2 separate regions of the Homo sapiens genome follow, and region 1 is linked to region 2. Evidence: chromatin loops called from intact Hi-C (ENCODE). Cell type or tissue: K562. All regions are shown on one strand. Each heading gives the region's core, and the rest is flanking DNA. Links, peaks and the distances in the headings are about the cores only. Region 1 has its middle 64 kb from the start of LINC02725. Region 2 has its middle 42 kb from the start of ETS1.

Region 1 (8,334 bases), core at 58-8,057, 600 kb before region 2:
GCCAGGAAAGACAGGTAAAGTTATTTCACCAACCCATTGGAGGGCAAAACTAAAACATCAGCTGAGGCTCGCTGAGAATTGCTGACTTGAAACGAGATAGGAGAGCTCATACAAGTCTAAATTCCCAAACCCTGTAAAAAGTAATAACCTTTTCTGAGAACTTGGCATTTTCAGGGCTGCGTTTGCCTGTTTTGCATTGCTATAAAGGAATACCTTACACTGGGTAATTTATAAATAAAAGAGGTTTATTTGGCTCATGGTTCTGCAGGCTGCATAAGCGTGGCATCAGTATCTGCTCAGCTTCCGGGGAGTTCTCAGGAAGCTTCCAGTCAAGGCAGAAGGCAAAGGAGGAGCAGGCACATGACACAGTGAGAGCTGAAGCAGGAAAGAGGAAGAAAGAGGAAGGAGGGAGGCCCCAGACTCTTTTAAACAACCAGATCTCACATGAACCAACAGAGTGAGAACTCACATTGCTGCAAGGACAGCAGGAAGCCATCATGAGGGATCCGCCCCAGGACCCAGACACTAAAGAAAAGTGTCATCAGGCTCCACTTCCAAATCTGGGGATCACATTTCAACATGAGATTTGGAGGAGACAAACATCCAAACTATATCGGGATCATTTTAAATGTATATATACTTCCCTTATTCATGAACTGACTCTAGAATTTAATGCTCTTGTAAACAGTATTTCTTCTATAAAACAGTACTTGTCATGATAAATGTAAATAATTGATTTATTAATATTAAATAAATATAAAGCACTTAAAATGATGCCAAGCACATGGTCATTGCTATAAGAAATTTAGTAATGATTATTGTTATCCCCATTTTACAAATTGAAGCATATAGATGCTGAATAATACAATCCATCCCAGTTATCTGTCTTAAAACTCTGGGATCTTATCCACTTTGCTCCATTTCAAAAGATACAGTAAATAAAAGTAGAGCGCCTGGTTGAAGTTGGCTGATCACTGGCCCCTCAACTGCCCCCTGATTCTGCAACTCCTGAGTGAACTCTGTGGCCCAATAGTATTCTATGGAGCACAGTTTGAAAATCCATAGAGCTTGATGATCCTTCTAGTTCCAAAATCCTATGATCACCAGTAAGATCTGGGCAAATCCAGTCCTATCCCCTACCCAGGTGGCTATTGGCAAGATGGCTGCTCTGACATAGGTATTCAGGTAGCCACCTTAAAATAAAATTTCTTTCTGTAAGCTACACAGGTTTAATCTATATCCTTAGAACAGATAAAGATAGCAATTGGTATTCCAAGCTGTCATCCCATCTAGACCAGGATCCGCTCTTTAGCCGCAGAAGCCAAAGAAATGTGGCAAATGTTCCATCACCCTCATCTCTACTGGGTCTTCCCTGGAAATTTCTGAGAAAGAAAGATGTGGTTAAAGAGGCTCAGCTGTGTAGATATCAGGGGCAAAGAAGAAAATGATGCAGTTTATCAATGCTTGTTAGACTTGGCCCTTGGAAAAGTATAGAACCTCCCAGTAGTTGGGAAGAAGTCCTTGCCATCTGCTCCCTTACATAGTTCTTTTACATTTTTTTCCTGTCAGCCAAAAGTTCCTTGACTTTAGCTCTCCAAGAAGGACTTAACCCTGTACCCAAAAGCCACTGTAGGAATTACCACTCTATTTGCCCATCTGGCAGCCCCTGAACCAAATCTGTTGACAGCTGGGACTATTGACTCATTATTTTGTAACTTTTATCACTGACCAATGGACACATGATCCTGCCATGTTGATAAAGGGAATGGGACAGGAGATTTCTCTAGGGGGGGGGCCACAGGGGGACACTCCTGGTTTGTCCCTGTGGCAGCATCCTGATGTTTAGAAGAATTATAGAAAGTTAATTTAGGAGGACTGACATGCCATTTTAATGCAGGCAAACTAATCTGTAAAAAGTCACCCACCCACATGTTAAGTACCTGAACTCCTGGCTGGATCTGGGTCTGGAGTTACACAAGACCACGTGGCCACAAAGAAGGAGCCCAAAGCCAAGTGGCATGAAGCCAAGGGAGAGTGAAAGGGCATCTGGGGGAAGGATGGAAGCAACTGAGCTGTCCCATTAACAATGCTATCCACGGGGCCTGGAAAGAGAAGTAAAAAAATTAGAAGTACAAGGTGCAGGATGGAAATCTCCAAACAGGTCTTGGAACAAAGGGGAGGAGGCAAGTCCTGGAAGGAGACCCTGAGCTGCTTAAGGGAACCTCAGGGGCCTTCTATAGAGAGGCTGCACCTCGCCTGAGGAGGGTGGCAGCAGCAGTTCAAGGTCACTGAGCTGGCGGAGACATGATGGGCCCAACAGAAAGGGAGATGGCCTGAGGAGAGGGGTGATTTGCTCAGAGCCTTCTTTGCAATGCATTCCTCCTGGTTTTTATTTCAGCATGAAAGCTTCCAGGGAAGCTGGGATGAAAACGTGCAATGGGTTTGCTACACACAGCTATTTGTATCTGTTCTGAGCATCAGGGAGTGGATAAAGAAGAAAGAATGAATACAAAGGGGTACCAAGGAAGAAATGGGGCCAGGGTCAAGCTATAATTTTCTGGCCTGAGTAGAATATCTGTGGCCTGGGGGTTCCAGAAAATGATTCACAAAACTAACACACTTTGACCATGCAGGTTATTGTCAACTCTTATTTAAGGCAAAATGTGGTTTCTTTTCCTCTAATGGTTTCTATCTCTTGAATTTTTATTCTCTTTCAAATCTAGTTGATATTCTTGAGAGAAATATTCTTGATATAAAACTATTTAAAGCAGTTATAGAAGGAAAAGGTTGGGGAAAGGTTGTCCTTCCGAATTGGGACAGCCTCTTACAACCTGGGCCCTCTGCAGGACACAGTGGTGGAGCTGCGAGCTTCACCAGGTGCTGACTTGGTCCTCGCCCAGTGCTATGACTTGTCGGCTCGGTTTCAGTTAGGAATGCTCCCAATGAATGTTTCAAAGACCCTGACTACAGTGGCTTAAGCAAATGGAAAAAAACGCCTTTCTTCTATAATGTGCACTCCCAGGTGAATGGGTGGATGTTCACAGGCTCAACTACATCAGCACCCAAGTCTTTCAAGTCTCTCTGTTTTGTTTTCCCCATTTTATGCTTTGAGCCACATGCCCTTACTCCAGGAGAAAGAGGGCAAGAGAAAAGGGCAGCTCCTAATATCCGGATATTAAAGGCTTTCTTAGAACCCCACAGCAGGCATCTGCTTACATCTCACTGGCCAGACTATGCCACATGCCTGAAGAGGGCAGAGGAACTGCGTGTGACTTGAGCCACTCAATGAAGTCAGCCTCAGAGCACAATAAATACCTGGGGAGAGTCAGGAAGAGAAAGAGCAAAAAAGGGAATCAGGAGAGGGAGGAGAAGAGGAGGAAAGGAAGAGAGAGAGAGAGAGGAAGGAAGGAAGGAAGGAAGGAAGGAAGGAAGGCAGGCAGGAAGGCAGGCAGGCAGGCAGGCAGGCAGGCAGGCAGGAAGGGAAGGAGGGAGGGAAGGAGGGAGGGAGGGAGGGGGAGGAGAAGAAGGAGGAGGAGGAGGAGAAGGAAGGAAGGAATGAGTTCAGTGTTTGAGGGCAGGAAGCATCCAGCACGGGAGAAAGGGAGGGAGGAGAAAGAAAGGTGGTGTCGGGGCAGGAAAGAAGGGAAGGGAAGGAGTCTGGGCTTTAATTAAAAAGAAATGAATTGAAGTTTCAGACCTATTGTTAACTAACCGTGGGGACTTGAGAAAGTTAAAGTCTTTGAGCCACATTCTTTTTCATTTATAAAGTGGAGATACTTATATTTAATCCACAGGTATTTTATGCAGATTAAATATTTAGAGTATGTAAACAAACGTTGTAAACTGTCCTGTAGGGCTAAGCATTTTAACAAAAACATTGATCCAATATGAAAGCGTGATTGGTGACAGTCACTTGGCACTTCAGGTTAATTTCCAGGAGAAATTTCAGTGTGGTTTGGGCTTGAAAAACCTCTGCCCCAAGATGTGACATACAAGTGAAATATACACTATACCCCTCTATGATAATTTCAGGTATTGATTTTACACAGGCAGAACTGAATTGCAGACATCTTAATGAGGATCATGGTGCAGAAGGGGCACTAGATGGCAGCAAAGTTCTATGTTGGGATTTCCCAGGGGTGCTAATCAAAGTATAGCAACTAAGTACTTTATAAAATAGGAGGACGGACGTGGTGGCTCACGCCTGTATTCCCAGCACTTTGAGAGGCCGAGGCGGGCAGATTTCGAGGTCAGGAGTTCAAGACAAGCCTGGCCAACATAGTGAAACGCCGTCTCTCCTAAAAATACAAAAATTAGCTGGGCATGGCAGCATGCGCCTGTAGTTCCAGCTATTTGGGAGGCTGAGGCAGGAGAATCGCTTGAACCCGAGAGGTGGAGGTTGCAGTGAGCTGAGATCGCACCACTGCACTCCAGCCTGGGCAACAGAGCAAGACTCCGTCTCTAAAATAAGTAAATAAAAATAAAATAAAATAGGTATGCCGCATCTATGTTATGCTTATTTCTCTTTGCAGACATCTCACACTCTTGTGTTTGTCTTCTCTGGAGGTGAAAGTCAGCCATCTCAGTAGAAACTTATATTTGAGGCTTAATTAGGGAAAATTAGGAGCTTAGGCATAAAACCTTAGCCAGTTACTGATACGTGGCAGTTTCATTACCTGGAAAATGGGAATCATAACAGTATTAATATCTATGTCTTGGAGACTTGTGACATTTAAATAAAATCATGTCTGTAAAGAACTTTGCGCAGTTTTGGGGGTAAAGCAGACAGGATGTTGGTAATTTCTGCTCACCTTTCTCTTCTTTGGGTCCTTTTGTTAAGAGAACACTGATGAGGCTTCTCTTCTAGGGACCTGGGTGTTGCGCATGGGTGAGGAAGAGACACTGGATGGCTCAGTGTGATTATGGCCTAGAGAAAGTGTGGAGGAGGATCATGAGCTGGAAAGTGCTGGAAGATGAGAGGTCTAGGGCCCCAAGGTGAGAGGCCAGCACCTAAGGACAGACCGAGAGAGAGAACCATCCCCATTCACTCAGATGGCTGGGAAAATTGAAGAACAAGGGTATCTTATAATTAATTTTCAGTTGTTTATTGTACTATTATATCACACTCTTCCTATCTCTGAAACTTAAACAGAGGTGTCTTGCACACCCACCAGCATCGCTAGTGCTTTTCATCCCACACTGCATGGGGCACAGAGAGGTGACGGCCATACGCATCAACGAGGGAGAGTTAATAGTAGAGGCAGGCAGTAGAGCAGATGGACTTTTCCAGGGGTCTGCAGAAATTCCAGGACTTAATATGGGGCTCATATAATCTTTACCTAATATGTTGTGGTGCATTTAAAATACATTAAACAGGCCAGGCATGGTGGCTCACACCTGTAATCCCAGCACTTCGGGAGGCCAAGGTGGTTGGATCTCTTGGGGCCAGGAGTTCGAGACCAGCCTGGCCAACATGGTGAAACCCCATCTCTACTGAAAATACAAATATTAGCCAGGCGTGGTGGCTCACACCTGTAATCCCAGCACTTTGGGAGGCCAAGGTGGTTGGATCTCTTGGGGCCAGGAGTTCGAGACCAGCCTGGCCAACATGGTGAAACCCCATCTCTACTGAAAATACAAAAATTAGCCAGGTGTGGTGGCTCATACCTGTAATCCCAGCTACTCGAGAGGCTGAGGCAAGAGAATCACTTGAACCCAGGAGGCGGAGGTTGCAGTGAGCTGAGATCACGCCATTGCCCTCCAGCCTGGGCAACAGAGATAGGCTCTGTCTCAAAAAAATAATAAAAAAAATAAAAATAAGTAAACATATTTGGAAATGATTTCAAGCTTACTGAAAATTGAAGAATAAGATTAGTGCAGCTGTAATCCCAGCACTTTGGGACGCCAAGGCAGGCAGATCACCTGAGGTCAGGGCGGGGCTAGCCTGGCCAACATGGCAAAACCCTGTCTCTACTAAAAATACGAAAATTAGCCAGGCGAGGTGGAGCATGCCTGTAATTCCAGCTACTCAGGAGGCTGAGGCAGGAGAATCACTTTAACCCAGGAGGCGGAGGTTGCAGTGAGCCGAGATCACACCACTGCACTCAAGCCTAGGCGACAGAGTAAGACTGTGTCTCAAATAAATAAATAAATAAATAAATAAAATAGTGCAGAAAGACTTATATACCTTTTGCTCAGACTCCTGTCTTGTTAGAGTTGACCCATTTTGCTGTCATCTGCTCTATATGACTAAACACTTTCCATAGGTTTTTGCATTAAACATTTGAGAGCAAATTATATACATCCTGAATCTTTACTTTTAAATACTTATGCGTGCATTTCCTATGAATAGTAATATTCATTTAGCAGTAACAGTATATTTATCAACATTGGTAAATTTAACATTGATGCAGTAACTTTAGTCTGCCATCCACATTCCAAGTCTGACACGTGGCTCACTGATGTCCTGAATAACCCTTTTTCTTTTCTAGAAGAGAATCTGGGCTAGGCTCAGTTATTTATTTGCTATTTATATCCTTTTATCCTTATTTTTTCTAGAACACCTCTACATCGTTCTTTGTTTTTTAATGCCATTGAATAACAACTTGAATAATACTTTTTAAAAGGATTTGAATAATACTGCTCACCTTGTTTAAAAAAGTATAATGTTCCCCATTTTGAGTTTATCTGACACTTTCTTGTAAACATGTTCAGATTGTGCATTTTCACCCCACATACCTCATAGACGATATTGAGTACTTTTCAAAGTACCTGGAGACATATTAGATCAACTGTCCCTCACTGATGATATTAATTTTGATCACCTGCCTGAGGTGCTTGATTTCACCACTGTGGAATCACTGCTTTTTTCCCCTCTTGCAACAATAAGCAATCTGTAAGGAGATATTTAAAATCACGAGGATGTCTTGCTCTTCTTTAAAACATCCCCCAAATCTAGCACCCATTGTCTGTTCATTTCTGACCCAGTCTTTATCATAAAGTTTGCACATAATGGTTTTCTGTCCTCAGCTTTCCCTCCATATTTACTAGGCAGCACCCAGCATTCTACTGCAATCAAGAGTCCTCCTGCTACCCTTTATTTATCTATTTATTAGCTGTATGGACTTAGACATTCCTAGGTTTTCAAAGGTTTATCGTTAACTACTGAATTTAATAATTATGATGCTCAAAATGTCTCAGATTTGGCCAATGGGATTCCTTCTGGGCTGGCTCTTGTGTCTCTGCGACATGCCCCCATTATGTTTTTAAGCACTTCCTTAACTTCCGGCACAACACGATATTCCTGGCACATCTTGTTCCTACTTTCTCTGCCATCACCCCGAGGATTCTTGTTTCCTTTTCATACAGAGACAGATTTGAACACTAAGCACCCTCATTGCTCCTAGGCTGTCTCTCCTTCTCGGCCCTCTCAATGGACAGTGTTGGGAATAATTGCATATGCACCTGCACATGCAGGGACAGTGCTACAGAAGTGTCTACACACATACACGCCATGTGCATTCCTACACACACACTTCTGTATGCACACGGGAGCAGGCACACATACATACACAGGGTTTAGACAGCATGGTTGACCACTTGTGATGGTGAATATTGAATGTCAACTTGATTGGATTGAAGGGTGCAAAGTACTGTTTCTAGGTGTGTCTGTGAGGGTGCTGCCACAGGAGATGAGCATTTGAGTCAGTGCACTGGGAGAGGCAGACCCACTGTCAATCTTGGTGGGCACCATCTAATCAGCTGCCAGCACAGCTAGTATAAAGCAGGCAGAAGAATGTGAAAAAATTAGACTGGCTTAGCCTCCCAGCCTACATCTTTCTCCCGTGCTGGATGCTTCCTGCCCTCAAACATCGAACTCCAAGTTCAGCTTTGAGACTCTGACTGGTGTCCTTGCTCCACAGCTTGCAGACAGCCTACTGTGGGACCTCACCTTGTGATCGTGTGAGTTAATACTCCTTAATGAACTCCCCTTTATGTATACATCTATCCTGTAAATTCTGTCCCTCTAGAGAACCCTGACTAATATACCACTCATACCTCTAATTTCCATTCATCTCTATATGATCTTTTTCTTCTCCTTGGGATAGAAGTGCACTACACTTTAATTTAAACCTTAAAACAAAGATTGCCCCCCCACCCGCCTGCCACCACCACACAATAAAACCAGAGGATGTGTGGCCGATTTGGCAACAAATAATAGATTTACGGTAGCAGAAACATAAAGTCACAGAGCAGGTTAAAACTGGAGAAAAGCAAATAAAAACAGCATTATAAATATCTTTCCAATGACTTATGCACTCATTTCAAAAAACA
Region 2 (8,334 bases), core at 326-8,325:
TTTAATAAACACGCACTGACAGATCAATTCCAGTGGATCCTAGGTCTGGATGAAAAGAAAGGAATAAAGGACAGGATCCCAGAGGGCAGGAGGGCCCACACTCGGTGATGCTGGGTGTTACAGAGAATGCGCCTGTCACCAGGATCCCGACACTTAGGGTGCTCACTCAACACCCCTGTGCCTGGACCTTGGCTTGCCTCAGCCCAGAGAATGCTGCCTGGCAGTCACGTTCCTCCCCCACCAACTTCTCTTTTCCTCGGACGCTCTGTTTACAAGCTTTCCCCAACCTACACTCAGTGTGACCTGGTCTCCACGCGGTTTCTGACATTCCCACACCTAAGTCCACCAGACCCACTTGCTCTTGCACCCCATTTAGAGATATGAAACCCTTGGTTTTTACCTAGCAATCAATCTAACTGCAGCTGACTTTCTCCAGGGGTGAATCTCTCTGACTAGGAAAGCACTATAAATTTGAGGGTGGGATAGGAATAAGACTGGAGAAGGGTGGAAAAGACCCAGTCATCTTACTTTTTTGTTCTGTCTAACAATTGCAGGTGCTTTCATACAAACCTGTTGCCCTTAGCAACCATCCCAAGGACTGTAAGTTAAGGTTTCCATTTCCATCCCACAAACAGAGCATGAAGGCACAGAAAGGTCAACCCTCACAGTATGCTGCTGGGGCACAGTCCTTCTGGCCCGGCTCCCACACACAGACTCCCTGTGCAGTTCTGTGGGGTAGTCCAACCCAGCACAGGATCTGGGATCAGAGAGACCTGAGTCTAAATTATGCCACTGCTAACCTTGAAAAATGTATTTAAACTCGCTAAGCCTTGGTTTTTCTCATGTGAAAATTAAAAAAACGAAACATCTAGCTCACAGAGTGTGTGTGTTATTTAAATGAGATAGCAGCAGACACAAAATGCCTGGTCTGCATCTAGGCATTGCAGATATTTGATAGGGCAAAAGTCAGCATGTAAAACTGTTTTTTTTTTTCTAGAATGCCAGGCACAATACCAGGTTCAGCAAAGCTTGCAAAAATAATACTAGCCACCAAAACGAATGAGAAAAGGGAGGACAAAAAAGGAGAAGAAAAAGAATTAAGGTAATTAGTCTATTTGCACTAAAATAATAATTGTAACAGTAAGTAAGCTAGCTGCTATTTGGATGGCTGGAAAGTTGTTAACCACAACATAATGCAGTGATTGCTAATATATATATTACACAGAGGAAGGATGGAGGGACGCTTTCTGTATAGGAAGGCCTCACACAGTACCATCTGAAATGGGTCTTTATGGATAAGTTGGACTCTGACAAGGAAGGAAGAGAAATGTTAGGCAGAAGGACTCACACATCATAAGCCAACACCCTGCGTTTGGAGGGGGGCTGAAGCAGGGGCCGCCTAGGGAAGTGTGCGGGAAAGAGACTGGGAAGGTAAGAGGGGCCATACCATGAAGGGCTCGGTTTGCCTGACTGAGAAATGAGACTTTATCTCTGAGGCCTCAGAGGTTCCCAGTAGCAGGAGGTGGGGAGACATGACCATATTTGCTTTGGAAAGAACTATGGTGGCTGGGTAGGGGACACAGAGGAGGGGAAGTTGGAGCAAGGAGACGATTAGCAGTCACTCCAAATAGGAAAGTCACACATGGATAAATGGCACCATATGGCAAAAACAGTGAAATCTTCAACGTCAAAGGTGAGCCCCAGAATCACTAAAAACTAAATCCTAGGTTGGGTTCCCTGGCCTAGGCGATTCCTCCGCCTCTGTGCAAGAGTCACCATGAACCCTATCTCTGCCTTCCAGCTGCCGTCCAATCCAAGATAAAGGTGAGTAATCCAAAGGAAAGAGCCCCGAAAACCAAAGGGAATATTTATTTTAAGTAGTTTGACGTCTGTAGGAAGGGGGAAAAAAATCTACCAAGGCCTGAATGGGGAGCCATGACATTCACAGAGCCTAGCCATTGTGTAAAGAGAAAAGTTCCTCAAGATTATGTTTGTCCAAGAAATCAGACAGTTTACGGTCCCCAAGTCAAAACACTCAAGGATTGGAAGCCAGAGTTTCCTGGGCTGAACCCAGTTACTAACTAAAGTGAAAAGGAAAGAGTAATGAGATGCCATGAATTGTTGTTAAGCGGGTGGAGTTGGTTGCCAAGGCTTGAATCCAGCAGATGCAACAGCAGAAACTGGGGCTTGCCAGGCCCCCCGCCCCCGCCCGCTGCCCCACCGCCCACCCTGACCTGGCGCTGCTGGGGTCACTGTGACTGGACCTACTCACAGCTGCAAACACCCTCCCGCCATGGGACACGGGGGAGCTTGAGCCTGGCTGAGTCATGTAAGCCAGCCAGATCAGTGCCAGGCTCGCCCCAGAAATCAAAAGAGACCCCTCTCTTCTTGCTACTTGGGTGACAGTCTATACTGGTGTCCTGCAACAAATGACCACCAGAAGGAGCATGCCAGCCCTCCTTTGTCCTTATTGGAGGTGTTGTGAGAGGTGGGGGAGATTTTATCACCTATAGGAGAAGAGGATAAACCCAGGAAAACCGTTCATGTAAGGACAGTAGGGAGGAAAAGGGGAGGAGAGAGAAAGAATGACAGGGAGGCTGCCACGCCCTTCCAGAGCCTGCTCTCCTCCTTCCTCACCTAGCTCCTTCCACATCTACCCTAAATGAGCTCAGGAGCTGAACTTGGTTGCCCACAGAGTTCTTATCAGGACCACCCTGGCTGAAACACTGAGGGAAGAAATAGGGACAGCGATGAAGAAAGAGTGCTGCTTGACATTGCCATGTCCCATCTGTGCGTCAAGTCACTGAATGTGACCTGTTTGCAGTAAGTTAGAATCCAGCTGCCGCCTGAGAAAGAAATACACCAGGCCCCTCTGGGCAGGTTGTGTGTGTCTGGGGTTGCCCAGTGACCCTGGAGATTGCTCAGATGTCTCCCACGTGATCACACCCCGGTGGCCTTCAGAGAGGTATACACTCTGAATTAGGGCCACTGATGGAGTGGCAAGGTGTTTGGGGCTTGAAGATTTGCCAAAGTGTAAGTCTTAAAGATTGTATTTGTGGAGAGATCCTGAAATGTCTCCACATTTGGGAGATATTTGTGTTTGAGGGTTACAGAGCAAAGATTCTCTTATCAGCACAGCACGGGGTACAAGAATGGCAAGTTTAGCTCAGCAGTCAAAGTCATGAGAAATTCAGAGGGAGGTGTGAAATTTCTTCTTAAAACTGAAAAGCAAAAACATTTCACAAACAAACGAAAAAGGAAAAACCACAGCTAAAATCCGTAAACTATTAACTATATCTGTTTATTAACAACAACAAAAAAAAAAGCAGATGGAGAGCTTTTTCGTTAATAAGCTAAAAAGTTCGTGTTTTTGTTTTCTGTAAGCCTGTTTTAAAGAAAGCTCCATTTCTCATGACTGACCTTCTGAGAATAGAATGAGGTGTTTTCTGCAGTGGAGTCTGATTCTTTCATCACTACCGAAGAGCACTGAGTGATCACCCACACTGCATGGCAGAAAACAGAATGTACTGTTATACCGCATTGATGCCATCAAAGTGTTTGTGGAGTGTAAAATTAATATTCGGCTTATGAGGGTAGGCCGGGGGAGAGGGTGGGTGTTGTTTTGCATCCCACATCAGGACACCCTGTATTTAAACACACTTTGTGTCATCGAGGGTGCTTTCAGAACCCATGCACCCAGAACCAAGTTCGGCCGTCAGCCACATGGAAAGGCAGCACCCCATCCCTTCCCCTTAGCACTTCCTGACCCTTCTCCTTTTGCTTCCTACTCCTAGTTTTCCCCCTTCCGCAAAGAAAAGAGTTCTAAACCAGATCACAGTAAGACCTTAGGGATGAAAGTAGCCATCCCCTTCTGAAGGTGTTTGCATTCTACAGAATGGAAGGATTCTGGCCAGGGCTGCAGCAGGTAGTGGTGAGCATGAAGCCAGGAAGGCTAAGATCAAAATCGGGGACCCTGCGGGAGATTGGAGGGGACTTCTGAGTGTACCTCACATTCCATCAGATAGGCCCTAATCATTTTGCCAAAGGGAGGGATTTGAGGGGATCATAGCAAAGGTTCTCTTATCAGGACAGCCCCAGGAAGCCCTGCAAAGGTGAGGAGAGACAGCCAATGAAGGATGAAGCTGTGTGAATTTTAGCTTCAGCCTCAGGTTCTGCTCAGCAAAAGTGGAAGATCTGGTCATTTATAGACTCCTGGACTTAAATCAAAAGAGCCAGAACCTCGACATAGCGACTCCAGGAGCTAGGTGACACTGAAGTCACCTTACCCCTCCATATCCTGTAAAACAGGGATGATCACAAGAGAAAGTTGTGGAGCTGAAATGGGCTGATGCACTCGAAGGCTTTTTCACTCAGAGACGGTCAGAAGACATTTGCCAGATGATTTCCAGATGTGTCAGAATGGGGAGCACTCTCTTTTGAGCAGGATAGCTCTCTCCCACACTTAATGTATGCCTGAGAGGAGAGAGAGAGACAAAGAATGATCAGACTGTACACCATTTGTGGACAAAGGGTCATCATAGGGCTTTGACAATTCTCCAAGAGCACTGGTTCCACATAGAAGCTGGCTTCACAGGCTGGCATTGGGATTAGGCCAGAGGTCAGATAGTAGGTGTGGCAAGGCCCCAGGTGGGCTAAGGCTGGCCATGGAGACAGGTGGGCTTTCCTGTTGAATGCTTCCAGGGAAGTCATGCCGTCTGGAACCTCAGATTTGGCAAATCAGCAAAGGAAAATTGGTCGCAATTATTTTCCAGGGCTTCCATGCTCTCTGATGTGTTAGATCCTTGTTAGCATTAACCAGAGTTAAACATTTGTTTTATTCTGTGGATGGAGAGACAGGTTTTAGAACACCTTCCCTGACAAGGTTAAGGTTGCAGGTTCTGAAAATTATCTCCGGTCTCCAAAGTTTTTGTATTTCAGTGTCTTTGGTGCTTTTTTGTTTTGTTCTATTTTGAAGTAACTTTATAGTTTTTGTTTGTTGTTTTTTTTTTTTAAGTACAGATATGTTGAGCACAGAAAAAAAAAAAAAAAAAAACATTGCAATAACCTTGACTTCTGAAAAGTCCTCTCATTCTTCCAGGGGAGGAATTTTGTTTTTCAGGAACTGTTTTTTCATAAAGACAAAAGTCTTAGCAGTTTGGATTTCGGCCTTTGAGTTTTTCTTTTCATCATGTGTAATTTCAAATTGTACTGAGGTCCTTCCTCCTGGAACCTAGCGAATACAGCTCAATGGCGCCCCCTGAAGGCCAACGTAGAGGGGTACAGTAAAAGAGGATAAAATGAGGAACCTCCAGCCCTCCGTATCCGACCAGCCAAGACAAACCACCATCTAGGCCCAAAGGCAGGTTAGCGTGTGGCAAAACCCAATAGCTGCATTCAAAACCCAGTTCTGACAACAACAAGCTATTTCTGCATGTTCCCACATAGTTGAGAAGAGATTGAGCTTTGGCATAAAACAGGTCAAAGGCCTTGGATTGAATTCCAGCACAGACAAGTTACTTAATCTCTCTAACTCACTTTCTCTTTCTGTATAATGTAGAATACAAAGTGATTTTTTTAATTGCTTACTATGTGCAGGCTTTGTCCTAAGTGTTTAGCATGTGTTAGCTCATTTAGTTCTTGCTAAAACCCTCTAGTTTGTGTGCTATTAGTACCCACTTTGTACAAATAAGAAAACTAGGGCCTGGAGTGAGTCAGAAGCCTTCACAGCTGCTAACTGAAAAAAACAGGGCTGAACGCATGTGGTGCAGTCCGGAGCCTGGACTCACCGCCACATGTCACACTGATGCCCATACTTACCAGGTGGGACCACCGTGAGGACTAGAAAGAGAAATGTCAACCACATAGCCCTGGACTGGCACAGAATAAATGCCCAACAAATAATAGCCATAATTATTCCCATTCTTGGTCGACCACCTTAATAAAAGCTACCATAGAGGCAGGGAATCAGTAAGAAGAGATGACTAAGAGGATGCTTACTGCATGTAGGAAAATCAGTTAATGCTCGTGTGACTGGCTTATTTCCCTTTGCATACTGTCCTTCAGGTCCATCCATGTTGTCACATATGGCACGATTTTCATTTTTTTTTAAGGCCGAGTAATATTCCACTGTCTGTATCTACCCATTTTCTTTATTCGCCCATTGATGAACATTTAGGTTGTTTCCACATCTTAGCTCATCTTGACAGTGCTACAATGAACATGAGCATGTTAATATTTCTCCAAGATCATGATTTCAATTCTTTTGGATAAATACCTAAAAGTGGAATGGCTGGATCCTATATTAGTTCTGTTTTCCTCTTTTTGAGGAACCTCCCTACTGTTTTCCATAGCGGCTATACCATTTTACATTCCCACCATCTGCGCCAGAGTTCGAATTTCTCCACATCCTCACCAACACTTTTTATCTTTTGTTCTTTTGATAACAGCCATCCTCACTATTGTAAGGTGATATCTCATTATGGGGAAAAATTATATGAAAAGGAAGCATCAAATTAATAGGCAAGAAAACCAGTACATAGTATTTGGACAGTTGGCATATTACTTAAAAATTATGTATGAATCCAAAAAATTAATTAACTCTTACTATATTAGTATTCTGATTGTTGACATTAACCTGTAACAATAGGAGAAAAAGTTAGTTCAGGAATCACTTCCCAATTACATCTGTTACAAATGCAAGGAGAAACAAATACAAGGAGAAACTCCTTTGCATACAATATTTTAAAGAAAAGGACAGGTGAGTTTTGGGATGCGAGGAGAGGGGCAAGAAACTGTCTTCTGTGTGGAGAGGGATCTTGAAACATATCTTCCAATGGGAGGCCAAATGCAGGGGGGCATTGCTTTCAAGAAACTAAAGGTCCTGAGTGCCTCCCAGGATAGCAGTTAATGAGCATGAGCTGGGTTTTCAAGAAGTCTGAATCTATTCAACTACAAAGTAGCTTCCTTCAACTGTAGCAGCCTTGAGAACTTGTGTTCTGCACCTACAGAGACCCCTTCTGCCCAAATACTGGTGGTGCAATGCAGCCAACCGCTGCATCTCCCAAAAGATGCCGGGAAAGAGGCAGACACCCAAACCCACCCTGGGCCTGGGCAGACCCCTCTAGCCTCTGACAAGTCCAGGCACTGCTCAGACCTTCACATGCACACCTAGGGCCCCTTCATTATTCAGCAAGCTCTTCCCAGGCTCCCATCTGGCATCAGGCATGGTGCTGGGAGCTGCTGGGCACACGGATGAGCAGGTGGTGACCCTTTTCCATCAGCTACCCAGAGCCAGCTGCAGAACAGCGCCGAGAGCACATGCCTATAATGTGGGGCAGAGGGTCACACCGAGGACTCTCCCAGAGGGGAGTTATTTGAGCTGCTCTGGAGCAATGCAGACAAGAGGGTACAGAGCACAGAGGCCTGGGGTGGGGACTCCCAGGGACCAGGAGAGGCATGAGGTGGGAAGTGGGGAGCCAGGCTAGAAAGGGCCTTGTGAGTCCTCTGGGGGAGTTGCAGCTTGTCCTATTAGCCATGTGCAGGCTCTTTGGTTTTCAGAGAATGAGGATCATTCACAAGGGTGACTGGAGCTCCTGCGGGATGTGCACACCTGGCCTGAGGTTGAGATGACACAGAAAGAGTCACAGGGCCGGGGTCTCCCGCAGAGCTAGTCTTCTGTTTGAGTGTCATTTATCACCTCTTTCCAGAGGACAAGATGATGGCTTTATGACCAAAGGGGCTGGCTATGGAGGCCTCTCTTAATTTCTAATTGAGAGCCCATAATCACCACAAAGAAAAGCCTCTACCACCCAGGACTTCCGGGGAGACTAGAATCCGACTCAGAGGTGTTTTGTAACAAAACAGGGGTGGAGAAGATTAAAAAAAATCAAAAAAACAAGAAGGTTAGGAAAAAAGGCATTACTAAATTCTCCTTCATAGTACATAAGGTTTTTAAGGTAGGTAAATCACATCAGCCCAGCCACACTCAGTGACCTTTGTGATGGAAGAGGTGACCACTGGGCCAGTAAAGAAGTCACAAGGGTCCCAGGCCTGACCTTTAGCATTTCTGTGATTTTTAAATATCCATAAAACAAAGGTCTGTATGAGACCCAATGGAATCAGAAGCCCAAGTCCCAGCTCAAGTGGGGCCTGGCCACAGCAGGCTCTGGCAAGTCTCTGGCCCTGCAATAAGCCCTGGGGGCTTCCCCGGGCTCTGGGCCTTGCCTCCTATGCTCTGGGCAGCCTGGGTCCACGGGAGAGGAGTGAAAGTCTATTTGGCAAAAAGAACCAAACAGAGGGTTGCTCTGCTTGTCGAGAAAGCAGCACCATTGTCCT

Evidence for each region. Peaks named below come from ENCODE experiments on the same cell type or tissue, not always from the same donor. Only the 100,000 strongest peaks of a DNase experiment are listed, where the experiment ranks them.
Region 1: it touches region 2 in a loop (30-fold over the local background); 34 of 110 quality-filtered maps call a loop at or near these places.

What each region holds. Positions count from the first base shown.
Region 1 is chr11:128,027,627-128,035,960 of GRCh38, forward strand. No RefSeq gene overlaps it. Among named protein-coding and RNA genes, the nearest start is that of LINC02725, 64 kb to the right of the region's middle. In K562, for the core only: a CTCF peak has its summit at 4,092 (motif pointing right); a DNase peak (open chromatin) is centred at 4,095.
Region 2 is chr11:128,625,301-128,633,634 of GRCh38, forward strand. No RefSeq gene overlaps it. Among named protein-coding and RNA genes, the nearest start is that of ETS1, 42 kb to the left of the region's middle. RefSeq lists an enhancer at 2,974-3,183. In K562, for the core only: CTCF peaks have their summits at 5,255 (motif pointing left) and 7,021; a DNase peak (open chromatin) is centred at 5,271.